2 separate regions of the Homo sapiens genome follow, and region 2 is linked to region 1. Evidence: chromatin loops called from intact Hi-C (ENCODE). Cell type or tissue: CD4-positive, alpha-beta T cell. All regions are shown on one strand. Links, peaks and the distances in the headings refer to the core of each region. The heading gives the core; the rest is flanking DNA. Region 1 overlaps ERO1A (endoplasmic reticulum oxidoreductase 1 alpha). Region 2 overlaps STYX (serine/threonine/tyrosine interacting protein).

Region 1 (5,388 bases), core at 99-5,098:
AAGTTGACCTTTTTTTTTGACATGATGTCTCACCCTGTTGCCCAGGCTGGAGTGCAGTGGCATGATCTCAGGTCACTGCAACCTCCGCCTCCTGGGTTCAAGCGATTCTCCTGCCCCAGCCTCCCAAGTAGCTGGGATTACAGGTGTGTGCCACCACGCCCAGCTAATTTTGTATTTTTAGTGGAGATGGGGTTTCTCCATGTTGGTCCATGCTGGTCAGGCTGGTCTCGAACTGGTAACCTCAGGTGATCTGCCTGCCTCAGCCTCCCAAAGTGCTGGGATTACAGGTGTGAGCCACCATGCCCAGCTTCGATTCCTTTTTAACGCTGAATAACATTCCACTGTATGCCTATACTATGTTTTGTTTATATAGTCACCTGTTGATGGACTTTTGGGTTATTTCTACCTTTTTGCTATTGTGAATAATGCTGCTATGCACAAATATTTATTTGAGTCCCTACTTTAGTTTTTTGGGGTATATACTTAGAAGTGGAATTGCTGGATCATGTGTTAGTTCCGTTTGTTTTTTTCTGAGGATCTGCCATACTGTCTTCAACAGTGGCTGTACCGTTTTACATTCCTACCAGCAATGTACAAGAGTTCCAGTTTCTTCACATTCTTGACAATACTTTTACTTTCTATTCTTTTGGATAATAGTTATCCTAATAGGTGTGAAGTGGTATTGTGGTTTTGGGTGGTTTAATTTTACATATGTAAATATTGTTACACAGACTTATCTAGCATGTGGAATTAAGGCCAATGTCATATACTATTTATGGGCATTTTACCATGAGAATGAGAAGCATGTTTTTTGTTACATTAATCCTCATATAGATACAACTTATTGAAAATTAAAGGATTAATTTATGAAACACCTTGTCACTATTAAAGCATGAGCATATCATTAAAGTGATATTAACAGTGTAAACATTTTGTATTCTAAGTTTTGCGTTTGTAATTTAGTAATAGAAAAAATTAGTTGGGGACATTTACCAATATCCTAATTATATGAATTAGTAAAAATGCTGAAATATGGTAGATGCTTAATAAAGGCGTTTAATTATACTTGTTCATTAAATGAGCTTTTTATTAATATTAGAAAATACAAATACTTTACAGTTATTGCAAAGTCAAATCTCATCTTGAGATACCAATTATTTCTGATTATTATTGATGAAGTGTAGAACTAGGGGACACCATTTGGAAAAGAAGATTGGAGGGAGCAGAAACCCTGAAAATACTGTAGCATAAAATAATAGCTTATTGATTCCATCAGTTGACAGACTGATGAATGAGATGTATTTCATTGTAAATCCAAGAGAAAACAACCAATTTTAGCATTTGAGAAATGTTAAATATATATTTATTGTTTGATTTGAATGTATTGAAGTGCTATAAAAGAATCAGGTGGAAGTTATCAATTTGCACTGAAATATTGAGTCAGGATCCAGTAATTTTAAGCTTCTGCAGAGCTGGGAAGAAGTGAAAGGCAGAATGCCTTTCATGCCAATACTTTGTTTTTTTTTTTTTTTTTTTTTGTTTGTGTTTTTTGCTTGTTTTTGAGACAGGGTCTCACTCTGTTGCCCAGGCTGGAGTGCAGTGGCATGATCTTGGCTCACTGCAACCTCTGCCTCCTGGGCCTAAGCAGTCCTCTCACCTCAGCCTCCTGAGTACCTGGGACTACAGGCGGACTACAGGCACACATCATGCCCAGCTAATTTTTTGTATTTTTGGTAGAGACAAGGTTTCACCATGTTGTCCACTGGGGTCTTTAACTCCTGAGCTCAGATGATCCACCCGCCTTGGCATCCCAAAGTGCTGGGATTATGGGCATAAGCCGCTGTACCTGGCAGCAATACTTGTTTTTTTCTTGAACTGATGTTATGATGGAGAAAAGCTTTTTTCTTTAAAAGATCATTGGAAGGCCAGGCATGGTGGCTTATGCCTATAATCCCATCACTTTGGGAGGCCAAGGCAGGCAGATCACTTGAGGTCAGGAGTTTGAGGTCAGCTTGGCCAACATGGTGAAACCCTGTCTCTACTAAAAATACAAAAATGAGCTGGACATAGCAGGGTGCCACTCGGGAGGCTGAGGTACAAGAATCATTTGAACCCAGGAGGCGGAGGTTGCAGTGAGCCAAGATCTGCCACTGCACTCCAGCCTGGGCAACAGAGTGAGACCCTATCTGAAAAAAAAAAAAATCATTGGAAGGTATTTATCCATCTAAAAATATTCTTAGTTTATAAATACAGATAATGTTAGCTTAGCAGAGAAATGCCACGATTAGATCAGAGTTAGAATGTTAACTGGCAGTATTGTGGGGAGTGTGGAATAGCAGATGAGGAGATGGGGAAGAGACTGGTAAAGTAACATAAATGTGTTAGTCCATTTTGCATTGCTATGAGGGAACACCTGAGACTGGGTAATTTATAAAGAAAAGAGGCTTATTTGGCTCACAGTTCTGCAGGGGGAAGAAGCATGGTGCCAGCGTCTGCTTGGCTTCTGGTGAGGCCTAAAGCTTACAATCATGGCAGAAGGCAAAAAGGGAGCTGTCATATCACATGGCAAGAGACAGCAAGAGAGCAAGGAGGTGCCAGGTATGGAGTGAACTAATAGATTTGTTCTAGATAATAGAACTTATTACTTCTAGATAATAGAACCAGTAGATTAATTCATTACCTCAGAGATGGCACCAAGCGGTTCATGAGAGATCTGTCTCCATGACCCAAACCCCTAGGTTCCAAGAATCTAGAATATCTGGCCATCACAGAAAACAAAAACAATTCTACTAAGGACCACTGGAGTAATAGCAAAAGGACACAGGTGTCAATATCAAGTCAGCACTCAGTGGATCTCCTAGTGGCCAAATACGGGACAATTTGAACATCAAAAGGGATAATGGCTAAATGATTATTTTTACATCTCCTTGCTGTAATATACATAATGTATGCTCAGCAATCCATAGAATAATTTGTTCTTGAATTTTTATTTACTTTTAAGCAATCATATGAATACTACCTATTCTGTTAAAAAATCCAACTTCGATAATTTGTTATATGAATTTTTCTCATAAATCACAGAAATTTAAGATATGTTTTAAGAAGATAGAATAAATGCCAACTAAAAACATATTTTTTTCTTTTTCAGGATGAAGTTCCTGATGGAATTAAATCTGCGAGCTACAAGGTGTGTACGTATACCTATTGATGTGTCCAGTATCTTAATGAAAAACTTGAAAAACCCATTTCCGTTGTACCTACTATCCCATTTATCTGCTTCCAGTGGTGAAACCCCTTGAGAGGTATTTATGCTGAATGGCTCTCTTTCTGTTTGTTTTTGTTTAACATTTTATTTTTTATGTATTTTATTTTATTTATTTTTTTGAGATGGAGCAGTGGCGTGATCTTGGCTCACTGCAACCTCCGCCTCCCCGGTTCAAGCGATTCTTGTCTCAGCCTCCAGAGTAGCTGGGATTACAGGCACTCACCACCATGCCTGGCTAATTTTTATATTTTTAGTAGAGACGGGTTTTCTCCATGTTGGTCAGGCTGGTCTCGAATTGCCGACCTCTGGTGATCCGCCCGTCTTGGCCTCCCAAAGTGCTGGGATTATAGGCGTGAGCCACCGCGTCCGGCCTGTTTAGCATTTTATTATAGAAAATATCAAAGATAAATAAAAATAGAGGAAAAAATGTATCTGAAAGTCCATATGTTATTCAGAGTTCTTTAATTTTTTTTTTTTTTTTTTTTTTTTTTAAGATAAAAGGTCTGGCTCTGTTGTCCAGGCTGGAGTGCAGTGGCATGATCATAGCTCACTGTAACCTTGAACTCCTGGGCTAAAGTGATTCTCTCCCCTCAGCTTTCCGAGTAGCTGAGAGTGTAGGCAAATGCCTCCATGCATAGATAATTTTAAGAAAAAAATTCTGTAGAGATAGAGTCTTGCCATGTTGCCCAGGGTGGAAACTCCTGACCAAGTGATCCTCCTCCCTCAGCCTCCCAAAGTGCTGGGATTACAGGCATGAGCCTCCACACCAGGCCAGATTTCTTTAATTTTTACCTAATATCCTTTACCTGTTCTAGGATCCCACCCAAGACACCATGTTATATTTAGTAGTCATGTGTTCTTAGGCTTCTCTTAGCCGTAACAGTTTCCCAGTCTTTCTTTGTTTCTGATAAGGTGTTTTTGAGTAGTACTAGTCAGGTGCATTTTGTAGACTGTCCGTCAGTGGGGATTTATCAGATTCAGATTCATTTTTTTGATATATATTATATATATAGGAGTTACTGTGTACTTACTATTGTGTTATACCAACATATAATCTCTGCCTTTCTCTTTTTTCTTGATGTTAAGATTGATCACTAGCTTCATTATACATTCATCTTAAAGCTCCCTAATAGCTTTTCACTGAAAAGTTTTAGCAGCCTTGATGATTATTACCTGGTTGCATTAGCCAAAGTGATTTTTTTTAAAACATGAGATTATCTGTCTTCTCTGTTTAAAATCCTCCTTCGTGCCCATTTCTCCTGAGAAAAGGCCAAAGCCCCTATAAAGCAACAAGAAGTAAATAGAGTGACCATATGCCAGGGTTTGTCTGGAACAGAACTGGCTTATACCTGTTGTCCTGACATCCTTTCTGATTTATCATTTTTTCTGAGTTTCTTGGTTTTAAATAAAATATTATTAACAGTTGCATTAAAATAGGTTGGGATGGAATTGGTAGACAAATACTTTTTTTTTTTTTTTTGGGGTAGATAGGGGGGTTCTACCATGTTGCCCAGGCTGGTCTCGAACTCCTGGACTCAAGCTGTTCACCCACCTCGGCCTCTCAAAGGGTTGGGATTACAGGTGTGAGCCACGACACTCAGCCAAATACTTTGTATTTCCATCTTCCTCTGTTGTCTTCTCTCTTATTTGATATGTGTATGCTAAATAGAGTTCTGACTTTAATACAAAGATGACCAACAAGAACGTATCCTTCTTCTGATTTTCTAGATGCAAAGAAACTAAATCTTTGTCTCAAGCACAGTATACTAGGTGCTTGCTGAAAAATAATTACACTCAGACACAAATGACTAGGGACAGCTGCCTCCTTACAGCCTTGGGAAGCACGGGGAAGGTGTTGCATACTGCTGCCCCTCTTGGTCTCTTGGACTTAGTAGCCATTTGTGCTGTGGCCTGTATCATACCCACAATATTACTAAGCTGCCAGTCTGCCTTTTGACTAGTTAATGGGAAACCTGTGAAATTACATGGTAAATAAATAGAAACCGAGCAATCCTACATAGAGAGAATAGTCTTGCTGTGGTAGTTTTATCCTTTATTGATAAATTGATAACTGTGTAGTTATTTTATGGTTTGGTAATGCTCTTTTTATTTTGCAATGAATC
Region 2 (5,388 bases), core at 113-5,112, 64 kb before region 1:
ATCCCAGCTACTCGGGAGGCTGAGGCAGGAGAATCACTTGAACCCGGGAGGTGGACGTTGCGGTGAGCCGAGATCGTGCCATTGCACTCTAGCCTGGGCAACAAGAGCGAAACTCTGTTTCAAAAAAAAAAAAAACAAAAAAAAAACCAAGAGAAAGTGACTCATTAAGCACATACACCTATTACTACGTTCCTCTTTCTAATTTCCCATCGTTTTAAGATCCAAGATTAACCTTAAATATTTAAAATAATTATTTAAAATACATAATGATGAACCTACAGATCATGAAATCAGCAGGTCTCAAATCCTATAAACTAAGGTTCTTATTATGATAATAACATGGGTTGGTTTGAACAAAGAAAAGGTTGCCATACCTGCATCTCTCGTCTCATAGGGTAGGTCCACTCCTGGGAAGGAAAACATAAGAATAAAAGTAGATAACATTTAAAAAGTCACCCAATTAAAGGCTAAAGATGTGACACACAAGTATGTAGATTTTTTAAAGTTACATTATACTTTAAGAACATTTTATTAAAATAGCAGACTTGGTTTCACAAACATCTGAAAATTGAAGTGACAAGAAACAAAGCTTAAAGCATTCTTTAAATAACTAGGCTTCCAGAATTGTTATGTTACTTCATAAAATGGATGAAATTACTCATTAAACTTAAGAATAGAATAGATATTCCAGAAGATTCTCCCAAAACTGATCTTCTAAGTCAGAGATGCCAATAGATTTTTTTTGTTTCTCATGCCAACTCTAATCAACTGACAGCAGATACCTAAAACACTGTGTGGTCCAAGACAGGAAGAAGAGTGTCTGATCAACAAATAATATCTGAAATGGATAAAAGAAGAATGCTATGTCATACGTACTTGCCATCTCTGATCTAAAATGCCAAATGCTTATCAAAGAGCCTTTCCTTCATCTCACTTGGGCCTAACATTCTTGTCTAGTTCAATTATTTTAACACATATCACAAAACATAAGAGACTTCATTTTGTCTTTGGAATGCAGACCAATATAAAGAAGCTGTAAAACAACACAAAATGTCAATGGTAAAAGATAAAAAATATTTTAAAACTTAGAAAAAAAGTATAGTGAATTGAAATGAAGAATCGAAATAGACTAAAAGGCCAGGCTCTGTGGCTCATGTCTGTAATCCCAGCACTTTGGGATGCCGAGGCAGGCAGATTGCTTGAGCTCAGGAGTTTGAGACCAGCCTGGGAAACAGGGTGAAACCCCTTCTCTACTAAAAATACAAAAAAATTCGTTGGGCATGGTGGAGCCTGCCTGTAATCCCATCTACACAGGAGGCTGAGGTGGGAAGATCGCTTGAGCCTGGGAGGCAGAGGTTGCAATGAGCTGAGATCACCCCACCACTCCAGCTAGGGTGACAGACTGAGACCCCGTCTAAAAAAATACTATAGTACAGATAGTCCTCATTTGTCAGTGGGTTGACTGCATTCCAAAAGTTTCTAAGTTGGTTGCTTAAAACTCAGAATTATTATTAGTAATTAGGTTTCTGAAGTAGTCTGGAAAATATTTTTTTAACCTTTTATTTTGAAACAATTTTAGGATTATAGAAAAGTTGCAAAAATAGTACAAGGAATTCCATTTACCCTTCACCCAGATTCTCTAAGTCAGAAAAGTATTTTTTTTATTTTTTTATTTTTTGAGACCGAGTCTTACACTGTCATCCAGGTTGGAGTGCAGTGGCGCGATCTCGGCTCAATGCAAGCTCCGTCTCCCGGGTTCACACCATTCTCCTGCCTCAGCCTCCCGAGTAGCTGGGACTACAGGCACCCACCACCACGCCATAATTTTTTTGTGTGCTTTTAGTAGAGACGGGGTTTCACCGTGTTAGCCAAGATGGTCTTGATCTCCTGACCTCGTGATCTGCCCGCCTCGGCCTCCCAAAGTGCTGGGATTTCGGGAGTGAGCTACTGCCCCCGGCCCAGAAAAGTATTTTTAACACAGAAGGTAGAAATAGTATACATCTATAATGAAAAGAGAGAATAATAATCCTACAATGAGAGACAGGTTTTTTTTTTTAACTAAGAGAAACAGAAAACATTTTTATTTTTAATCTTGAAAACTGTTCTCAGCAATATAGTAGTAGACTATAAACCCCGAGTAATGACAGTTTAAAAAAATCAAAAAGCCGGGCGCGGTGGCTCACACCTGTAATCCCAGCACTTTGGGAGGCTGAGGCGGGTGGATCACCTGAGGTTAGGAATTTGAGACCAGCCTGGCCAACATGGTGAAACTCCATCTCTACTAAAAATACAAAAATTAGCCAGGCATGGTGGCGGGAGCCTGTAATCCCAGCTACTTGGGAGGCTGAGGCAGGAGAATCGCTTGAACCTGGAAGCGGAGGTTGCAGTGAGCTGAGATCGTGGCATTGCACTCCAGCCTAGGCAACATCAGTGAAACTCCATCTCAAAAAAAAAAAAAAAATCAAAAGATTCATAGCAATCAATCAGAAGGAGGCCAGTTATCCTGAGCCAGCATAAGGAAGTCCCCTGTGTTTTAATACTATAAAGAAACTAACTTTGAAATGACCAATCCACTTTTTGTTTCATTTCTGCTTTATTTAGCTAGATTTTGCCTATAAATTCAACTTCCTCTGCTCAGCACACTGAAATGCCTTTTCTAAATCTTTTGATGACACACTGCCTGATTCATGAACCACTAATAAAAGTGAGTTAGATTTTTAAGCTAAATTTGTTGTAATTTTGTCTTTTGACACAGGGTAGGCCTATGTTTGGCTTTACTAGATACTGCCAAAAGTTTTGTAAAACCACTGTACACTCCCACCAGCAATGTATGGGACTTCTAGTTGTTCTACATCTTCACTACGGCCTTATTTTAAGTGGAAACGTACTTGTAAACATAAGACAAAGTCTATGATCTGCTCAAAGTCGAACTCAGATCAAGACCAAAAAGCTAGAACTCCCAAAGGCAACATCCTCAGTGAAAGATAAACTAGGGAAAGAAAGAAAAACAAAAACTCAACTCATCCCACAGAAGTGAGTACTCTTGTCCTTCCTAGCTTTGGCTCTGGGTAGGTATTGGTAGTGGTGGAGTGGGGTCTTCCTAACCACAATCTGGCATCCACTCAAGTTTGGGGTTAGAATTCAGTTACTTTTGTGAGGCCAAGTGAGAATTTAATGTAAGTGGTCCTGGGTAGATTGCATCCCTGGATTCCTGGAAGAAGCAAATGCATATTCTCTAGAAAAACACACCTTAAACCTAGATCAGAAATAATTCACACAGATAAAGTCCCAACAAGCTCACAATCAAAAACTAATTTAAAAACAGGAAATGAGCCACCACAGGAAGCAGAAACAACTGAGTTACACTTACAAAACTGCAGATATTATAAGCAATAACGAAAAATATAAAAAATTTAAAGAAATTAGAGTATCAAAATATGACCAGACTAAGAAATTGATTTTTAAAAACACAGAATATGTAGAAATAAGAAGTATAATTGAAATTAAAAATCAGTGAATAGGCCAGGTGCGGTGGCTTACACCTGTAAATTACCAAGTACTTTGGGAGACTGAGGTAGGCGGATCACTTGAGCTCAGAAGTTTACCAGCTTGGGCAACATGGTGAAACCCTGTCTCTACTAAAAATATAAAAATTAGCCAGGCATGGAGGTGGCACGCCTGTAGTCCCAGCTACCCGGGAGGCTGAGGCAGGAGAGTTGCTTGAATCTGGGAGGTGGAAGCTGCAGTGAGCCGAGATTGCACCACTGCACTCCAGCCTGGGTGACAGAGTGAGACTCCATCTCTCATACACACACACACGAAACTCAAAAGTAAAATCAAAAGATATCATTACCTACCATTAGAATGGTTAAAGTTAAAAAAATTGACAACACCAAATGCTGGTGATGATGTGGAGCAACTGGGACTCTCACACATTGCTGGTGGGAATGTAAAATGAAATGGTAAACATACACCTACCCTATTATAATATCTAGCCATTCCACTCCTAGGCTTTACCAAAAAAAAAATATATATATATATATATATAAAAACATATATCCACACAAAGACTTATACATGAATATTTATAGCAGCTTTATTTATTGTAGTCTCAAAGAACTCAAATGTCTATGGTCTCTTCATACAAAGGAATAGTAGTACTCAGGGATAAAAGTCTACGAAGTACTCATAAACACAACAACATGGATGAATTTCATTGACATTATGCTCAGTGAAGAAAGCCACACACAAAAGAGTCCATTTGCATGATTCCATTTGTATCAAGTTCAAGAGCAAGGAAAACTAATCTATGTTGATAGAAATCTGGTTTCCTATTGTGGAATGGGAGAGGAAATGCCTGGAAATAGATGTAACCTTCTATGCTAATAGAATGTTCTTGTATCTTGATGGGGTGGATTAGTGTATGTTCATCAAAACTCAATGAACTGCACACTTACTATTTGTACATTACACTATATAAATTTTACCTTTATTAAAAAAGATCAACTAGACAAAAGACAGATTACACACAAAGGAAGGACAATCAGATGGACACTGACTTCTCAATTGCATGAACAGAAGCCAGAGGACACAAATAATTCATTCATAGTGGCAGGACAAAAACAACTGTTAATTAAGAATATATGCTCGGAAAAATATCTTTAAAGAAAAAAAGTTAAAATGTTCTTTGAAGAAGGGATACTATCACTGTCTATTTTAGTCATAGAGAACCTAAGTAACTTGATTTTGGATCCAGAGAGTCTGAACCCAGAGTTCATTCTCTGAATCAATATACTATACAGTCTTTCAATGTAAGAATGAACTTTACGGCAAACATACAGTTACAATTAAACAAATATTGGCTGCATAAAATAATGACTAATTTATGGATATTAACAGAATAGAAATAAAGCATGTAATTTCTAAGCCAGCAATGAGGGAAATGTAATTGTTTACTAGATACTTTTTTTTTCTTTTTGAGACGGAGTCTCGCTCTGTCGCCTAGGCTGGAGTGCAATGCAGTGGCACGATCTCAGCTCACTGCAACCTCCGCTTCCCAGGTTCAAGCAATTATCTGCCTCAGCCTCCTGAGTAGCTGGGATTACAAGCGCCCACCACCAAACCTGGCTAATTTTTGTATTTTTAGTAGAGATGGGGTTTCACCATCTTGGCCAGGTTGGTCTTGAACTCCTGACCTCATGATCCACCTGCCTCGGCCTCTCAAAGTGCTGGGATTACAGGCATGAGCCACCGCGCCCAGCCTAGATTCTTTAACTTACCAATGTGTTATGGTAATCTTTTTATATATGAGTTTTTTAGCCAGGTATGGTAGCTCACACCTGCAATCCCAGCCCTTTGGAAGGCTGGGGCAGGAGGATAGCTTGAGCC

What was found. Peaks named below come from ENCODE experiments on the same cell type or tissue, not always from the same donor. Only the 100,000 strongest peaks of a DNase experiment are listed, where the experiment ranks them.
Region 2: it touches region 1 in a loop (10-fold over the local background); 2 of 110 quality-filtered maps call a loop at or near these places.

The regions. Positions count from the first base shown.
Region 1 is chr14:52,676,233-52,681,620 of GRCh38, reverse strand. It overlaps ERO1A (endoplasmic reticulum oxidoreductase 1 alpha), which reads left to right. Exons shown (of 16, transcript NM_014584.3): 4 at 3,149-3,187. Among named protein-coding and RNA genes, the nearest start is that of ERO1A, 17 kb to the left of the region's middle. In CD4-positive, alpha-beta T cell, for the core only: CTCF peaks have their summits at 2,575 and 2,778; a DNase peak (open chromatin) is centred at 2,860.
Region 2 is chr14:52,739,871-52,745,258 of GRCh38, reverse strand. STYX (serine/threonine/tyrosine interacting protein) reads right to left here. Exons shown (of 11, transcript NM_145251.4): 2 at 375-407. Among named protein-coding and RNA genes, the nearest start is that of STYX, 12 kb to the right of the region's middle. In CD4-positive, alpha-beta T cell, for the core only: no CTCF peak of the experiment used is centred there; DNase peaks (open chromatin) are centred at 2,578 and 3,188; H3K4me3 peaks cover 1,716 bases; H3K27ac peaks cover 4,581 bases.